Linked DNA regions of Mus musculus: region 2 is linked to region 1. Evidence: chromatin contacts called from ENCODE Hi-C or POLR2A ChIA-PET data. All regions are on one chromosome and are shown on one strand. Each heading gives the region's core, a stretch centred on a gene start or an enhancer-like site at or near the end of the contact. The rest is flanking DNA. Distances are from core to core; before and after follow the strand shown. Region 1 holds the start of Fbrs (fibrosin). Region 2 holds the start of Srcap (Snf2-related CREBBP activator protein).

The links. A loop is a pair of places that touch in the nucleus more often than their neighbours do. ChIA-PET counts read pairs that join two places held with the same protein, here RNA polymerase II (POLR2A).
Region 2: a loop to region 1 is called in a map of heart, with 14 times the contacts of the local background. The contact joins the promoter of Srcap here to the promoter of Fbrs in region 1. A Hi-C loop is called at or near these places in 8 of 37 maps with a recorded cell type or tissue (gastrocnemius, heart and left cerebral cortex). POLR2A ChIA-PET finds 5 or more read pairs at or near these places in 4 of 5 experiments (Patski and embryonic stem cell).

Annotation. Positions count from the first base shown.
Region 1 is chr7:127,476,890-127,480,625 of GRCm38, reverse strand. Fbrs (fibrosin) reads right to left here and starts at 1,668. Exons shown (of 18, transcript NM_010183.2): 1 at 981-1,668; 2 at 511-690. The coding sequence starts at 1,427.
Region 2 is chr7:127,509,891-127,513,322 of GRCm38, reverse strand. It overlaps Srcap (Snf2-related CREBBP activator protein), which reads right to left and starts at 1,340. Exons shown (of 34, transcript NM_001304266.1): 1 at 985-1,340. It overlaps 1700008J07Rik (RIKEN cDNA 1700008J07 gene), which reads left to right and starts at 454. Exons shown (of 1, transcript NR_024331.1): 1 at 454-2,885.

The DNA.
Region 1 (3,736 bases), core at 419-2,918:
GACTACACTGGGGCCCAAGACGTTCTAGGGGGCTTTCCCTAACCGCAACCCTCTGCCCATCCCCCAGACAGAATGAGTGGCTTCCTCATGTGGGTTTCTGTAGCACTTTGCCTAGATCTCTCCCAGATCACTGCCTTACACAGCTGCTCAAGCTAGTCTAGGTGCTTGCTTTTTGGCTGTTTCTTTCCCCTTAGGCTGCCACCAGCTAGAGGAAAGGACAGGACATCTCTTATTTATAATTCAGCTGTCTTTGATGTATCTCTTGAATTATCAGCTTGTTAGTAGTATACATAGCACAAGCAAAAGCAAGTGAGTTTGACTCTAGTTAGGTCCTTCAGACCTGGATTGGAGATGGGGCTGCTGTCCAATTTGTTCTGCCTTCCCCTGTGCTCCTAGACACTAGGATTACTGCTGGGATCGGCAGTTGTGATGCTCGTGGGAAGTCAGTCTACAGGAATGATATATTCCGACTGAACAAATTGGAAGGACTGGAATCTGGGACATGCTCACCTCTTTCCTTCTTCGCTTATTGGGCCATTTACGGGGCCTATCCCCAGAGGGTCGGCCAGGCTCACGGTCTGAGCTGTCCCCTGGTTCCCCAGTGGCCCCACTGGAGCCCCCCCTCTTCCGTTTCCCAGAATGCTTCAGCCGATGTTCCAGTCGTTCTGGGGGCTGAAGAGATGCATCCTTCTGTAGAAGAGGTGGTGGAAATGTGGTTGGAGAAAGAAAAGCTCCTTAACTCTCTAAGGGTGACCAAGTTACTCAAGTGCCTCTCAAGCAGGGGAACCTAGGTAGTCCCCAGACACTAGCTCTACCTCCTCCCACCCCAGGGTGGGGCAGAAACCCGGCAAGAGGAGCCGGTTGCTCTGGTTTGGGGTGTCACCACTGCCCCCTCAACCCCATCCTCTGTAAGGGCTATACCCTTCTCTCTGCCCTTCTGACCCACCTCCCAAAGACCCCCAAATCCCATTAGGGCACACCTGCAAGGCCTCAAGGCTGGCAAAGCTAGCGATGGCAAAACCATCGATCAGGTCTTCCTCCTCTTCCTCCTCCTCAGGCTCCTCCTCGGCTTCTCCGTCGTCTGCGCCCCCCTCTTCCTCCTCGTCCTCTTCCTCTCCGCGGCTGCCCGAACCGGCAGGCCGCTTCCGAGCTCGCGGTCTCGGGGGTCGAGGCCTGGGTCGGGGCCGCCGCCGTCGTAGGCCCCCAGGCCGCTCTCCAGATGAAGCTGACGACCAGGGACGGGCGGGCGGCGGCGGTGACGAGGAGGATGAAGAGCCTCGCGGGGCGGCCAACAAGGCCCGGGGCGCGTCACCGCCTGGACCTCGGCGGCGCCGCTGCTCCCGATCACGGTCTCGCCGCGAGCAGCGTCTCCGTCGCCGCTCCCCTTCAGCTGCCCAGCCCGGGCCTGGGGCCGCGGCCGTCTCCATGGTGACGGCCCTCAGCGCCGCATCCGGAGGCGGCGGGGCCCGAAGCGGCCTGTCCACAGGCCCCGGGTCGCGAGCGCGGCGCTGGCGCTTGCACAGGGACGGGAGAGCTCCGGCTTCCTCTTTAAAACAGGATCCGCTGGCCTCTGGCTTGCCCCAAGGCCAAGGCCCAGAGAGCCGGCGCCGCCCCCGGGGCGACAAGCCTGAAGGCCCCCCCTGTAGGGCTGGCGGGGCCGCGACGACTAAAACTGGGCGGCCGTCCCTTTAAGGCGAGGCCTCAAATTGTCCAGCCCCCGGCCCCTTTAAGACGACTCCACCGTGTCCGGCTGGTCTAGTGCGGTGGCGGCCCCGTGCCAGGGGTCGAGGCAAGTCTCCCAGAGGAAGAGGAAGGACCACCCCTTTAAAAGGGGCGGAAAGCACGACTTCCCCTTTAAAAGTGTCTCAAGTCCTCCGGCTGAAAGAGGCCACCCCTTTAAAGAGTCCAGAGGCCTTCAAACAGCGAGTCGTCCCTTTTTAGAGAGCGTAGCTAAGTTTCTAGCCCTTCACAGGCTGTCACTTCCCCTTTAAGATGAATTTAATGAACTTCTTGCGTGGGGCAGGAGGTAGGAAAACTCCACTTGCCCCAATTCTTCCAGCAGGAGTTGTTTGTCAGCTTCTGCTGTCCCCTTTAAGACTGGCGTTGGAGTCGGCCGAGTTCGGTACCCACCCCTTTAAGGAGATTTAACGAGGTCTCCGCCTCCCGTAGCCTTGAAAGGTGCAAGGGGGCGGAGCCTGCCGTCCAAAGTCCCGGATGTGAGGCAACGGTGACGGATAGAGCTTCTCTCTCTGTCCTCCGACATAAAAGACTCTTCCTCCTTTCCTCCGTTCCTAACCGGCTTGTAGCTAGAAGGATCCGGAAAGGCCACTGGACAGTGAGGAACTCCGCCGTATCCTCCTGTTGTCTTCTTCGGCGTCTACGGCTCTTCTCCACCAGAACTTCCCTGCCCCTCCTCCCTCTTCCTCCTCAGCCAACGCCTCCTTCCTCTCTCCGCCTCCTTCCCCCTCCCTCCGAGGCTCAGTCGTTTATAGGTTGGCAAGTAAACGTCAATGCAAAGGGCGGAGTCAAAGTCGCCGGAGTGCCGGACGTAACAGCCTTCAAATGTGGGATTGGGTTGTCAGGTTAGCCCCGCCCTCCCCAGGTCTTGTGACTGGACTGGTCCGAAGTAGGTGTTTGGAGCAGTTCCTTAGGCCACCCGCCTCTTCCTGCTCTCTGTTTATTGGCCATCTACTGAGAGACAGTGCGAGGCACTGGGAGGTGGTGCCTGGAGTGGTAGGCAGCAGGCCACTGGTAGGCGTTAGGCTGTCCTAGGTGCGCTTTTCTGGTGTGTAGTGGCTGCCTTTTTGCCTGTTGGTATTTCGCGCAAGCGCATGGCGCTAATGCCTTCTGCCCGTCTTTGGGCGGATCTGTCTACCGTGGCGTCTCAGAAAACCCAAGCACGATCCGCGAGAGTCAGAGGTGGGGCGGAGACCAAGCTCCCAGTGGCCGTCCCTTCCTGTGCTCAACAATAATAAACACTTTGCACTCCAGTGCGAAGTACTCTCTCACATTAATTCACTTGGTAATGAGTTCCGAGGTAAATATTTGCTCTCCGATCCATTTTACCAAAGGTATCTGTATACAAACTGCCAGGATTCTAGCTCCAGAGTGAAGGTCCTGGCCACTGTGCCACCAACTGCAGCACTTAGGTTGTACCACTCTGATCTGATTGTTTAATGTATCATTAGTGTGTGGGCATGATGTATGTGAGGGTGCGAGTGCCATTAGATGTATGTTGAGACGAGAGGACAACTTTGTAGAGTCTTCAACATGTTCATGGGTTTTGGGGATCAAACTCTGGTTACTAAGCTTATGTATGTACCAAGCGCTTTTTCAGTGGAGCCATCTCACTGGCCCTGGCTGTTCTTTTAATGTGGACATTTCCTTGACAACCCTTGTTTTCTTGTCGATATAAAATAGTGATAAATTCCCTAACAGACTTTGTGCCGGTCGACTCTCTATGATAGATTGTCCTAAGTTGGCGATGGCAGCATTTGGGAGGAGTAAATAACATCTTCAAGGCCTTAACCTGTTCCAAGGCCTTTTCATTCTATGATGTAAGAGTTGTGTATCCATGGTATACATAGCACCACATAAAGCAGCTCTCAAGTGTCATCTCTGGACTGGGGATGGAGCTCAGAGGTAGTATATACAAGATTCTAGGTTTGATCCCCCAGCCCTGCCAGTGGATGAGAGTGGGGTGGGCAATTTCCAGTGACCACTGCATTTTTTCTTT
Region 2 (3,432 bases), core at 91-2,590, 33 kb before region 1:
CACCAACCGCCCGGCAAGAAAGAGCTTTATAAGCAGACTTAAGTGAGGAAGGCGCCAAGGAGCCCTAACAGCCGGAAACAAGCAGGGTTAATAAAGTATTCAAGATCCGGAAGCATTTGCCTAGTTAATTCCTTATCTAGGTGTTGTGCTGCCTTGATTCACCCTTCAGAAATTCCAAGGATTGGAGGTAATCCAAAACCATGAGGCCCCAACTATGGACTCCAGCCTTCTTTATGACCTCCCAATACCCCCCCACCCCCCCCGCAGTGGACTGACCCAGCATGACCCTTGACCTCTGCCAAGTTTTGACTCCTCAGACGGCGGCCCCGCCCCCTCGCGGTCGCCCACCCCACCCAACGTGCTCGACCGGCTGGGGGAGGCGCCGGCGCGTGCGCGGCCCGGAGGCGGGGTGAGCCGGCGGCGCGCACGGCCAGATTGGGGAGGGGAGGAGGGGGGGATTCCCGCCAGAACCCGATCCCATAGACCGGGTCACAGGACTCAGATGTCCGCGTCCGTCGGCGCCCCCACATCCACAGACCGCAAAGAGCTCGGGAAGGAAGGGTTCGTGCGCCAAGTCTCGGGCTCCTAAATGGCTTATGGTGGGCGCGCGCCCGGACTACTCGTCCCGTGCACCCCTTTCCCTCGTCCGCGCCCCCGAGGGGAGGCAGGTTGGTGGGCGGGCAGAAGCGCACCTGGGTCCGTCCTCTCGAGGGCTGCTCGTTCGCGCACGCGTGCGCAGAAGGGCAGGAGGGGGGCGAGGCGCCGCTCTGACACCAGGTGCCGCTCGGCCCGACGCCCTCCCCCCCACCCCCGGCTCCGGGAGCGCGCGCAGGCAACCTCGCTCGCCAGCCCCGGGGCCCCGCCGGGCGGTGCGCGCGCAGCACCCCGGGAAGGTGGGAAGCGGCGCTCGCAGATGCGCGCGCAGGCACCCGTCAGGGGAGGGGAAAGTGTGGGGCCTCCGCCATCTTGTCTCCCTCTCCTTACCTGCGTCCTCGGGGGCGTGCTCACCACCCCCCCTCCCGCCGAGGAGGGGGGAGGGCCCCCTCTTGGTCGCCGCCTTCACCACTTTAAATTCCCCTAAGGGCCGTAACACGAGCCACCCCGATGCTCCCACCGCTTCCAGTCACGCCGCGAAGAGGTGCTTGGTGAGTTGAAGAAAAAGGAGACGCTACTCCCAGCGACCCCGCCGCCGCCTCCGCTGCTCCCGAGGCCTCACCAAAATGGCCGCCGCCGTCTCGGCCGCCACCGCCACTAGCACCACCACTACCACCACCACCAAGGCTCGTTATCGCTACCGCCAGAGCGGCCCGTCTTCTCGCGATACACAGTAACTGGAGGCTGAAGGGGCGGGTAGGCTCGCGTGCTAGCGTAGGACTGTGCGGCGCAAAGCAAGGTGGGAGTTGTAGTTCGCTCCGAGGCTCCATGCTGGCCCAGCACGCTTCAATAGGTCTGAAACTCGTGCTGCATTGCAGCTGCCCACTGGGACCACCCTTTGGATTTCGGAGTTTTTGTTCTTACATATCACCCAGTGAAATGAAACAAATGAGTAGAAGAGCTTAGACCTACTGATTCCTACAGCAGTTACTTTTTGTTTTTGAAAGGTGAGGTCTAACAATGTAGCCTTGGCTGACATGGACTCGCTATGTAGATCAAGCTAACCTTAAACTTACAAAGTTGCTCCTGCGTCTGCCTGGAATGAACGTATGCACCACCACTACCAGCTGCGGTTGACTTTGTAACACCGGTTTTCCCAAGAACTCTCAAATACAAGTACCATAGGTTTGCAGTCTTTTACATTTAAGAACTATTTTGAGAGGTTGAGAACATAGCTCAGTGATTAAGAATATTGGCTGCTTCCACTTTGAGAGGACATTCTATCTCCACACTAAAGAAGCTCCTAACAGTTATTCCAGTTCCAAGGAATCCGACACCCTCTTCTGGCCTCAGAGAGCAATACACAAACACGGTGCACAGACATACACGCAAGTAAAACTCCCATTCAAGTCAAATAAAAATCCTTAAGGAAAAAAAGGCTGGGTGGTGGTGGCTCATGGCTTTTAATCCCAATAGAGGCTGACGAATCTCTGACTTCAGAGCCATCCTGGTCTATGAAGCTAGCTCTAGGACAACCAAAGCTACAGAGAAAAATTCCTGTGTCTAGGGGGGAAAAAATCTCTTAGAGAATCTGATACTCCCTTCCGATTTTAAGGATGCATTTATTATCTACAACGGTTCCAAGGAAGATTTTGAGCCATTGGTTACATAACAAGACCCTGCCCCAAAACATAACTAATAATTAAGAAAACAGGATAAAAATAAATCAGCGATGGACAGAGGAGAAGCTATTGAGGGGAAATGGAAGTTGAATAGAGACTGGAAGAAAGATTCTTTACAGCTAGGTATGGTAGCATAAATGCACAATCCCAATTTACTGGTTGAGGCCAACCTGTGCTGTTGCATAAGTCAATACAAACAACCACACAGAGCACACACACACTAATATTCTAAAGTTCAAGATTATCCTGTCTAAAAAAAAGGATATGCATATAATCTTATAGTAACTATGTGTTGCTTTTTTTCACTTTAGTACTTTAAAGGTGTGTGTGTGTGTTTAAATAATTTACAGAGGCAGAGCTGGAGAGATGTTTTAAGTGGTTAAGAGCACTGGCTGCTCTTCTAGAGAACACAGGGTTTGATTCTCAGCACCCACATGGAAGCTTTTAACAGTTTCTAACTTTAGTCTTAAGGGAATTGAAACCTTCTAATACATAGACATACATTCAGGCAAACACTTATAAAAATAAATTCTAAAATTACAGAGGTAATAAATATTTGCTTTTGTAAAAATAAATGTAGTATGAATTATCAGTAAAAGGATTATCTGCAAAAAAAAAAAAAATTCCTAAATGTTCCCAGTACCCTGCCTAGAGAATTCTACCCAGAAGTAATCAGTGTTGAGTCCCCTATATCTAAATGATACCATAGTATGAATTGTTTCACACTTTTGCTTACACTTTGGCAATTTATAATTGTTTTACATTTTGCCTTTTCAGACTTATAATATCTAGAAAGATTAATAAAGATAGTGATGGGGCCAGATGTGGTGGCACCTCTCATTCCTGCACCCAGCAGGCATTAGCAGGGAAAATCTCTGAATTCAAGTCCAGGCTGGTTTACATAGTGAGACCCTATCTTTTTATGTCCCGTCCCCACCCCTCCACTTGTCCCTGTATGTCCCCTCCTCACCCCACCAAAAGAAAGAAAGAAGGTAGTGGAAGAAAGATGACTCAGCAGTTAAGAGTACTGGCTGAGCCAGGCGTAGTGGTGCACACCTTTAATCCCAGTACTTGGTAGGCAGAGGCAGGTGGATTTCTGAGTTCGAGGCCAGCCTGGTCTACAAAGTGAGTTCCAGGATAGCCAGAGCTATACAGA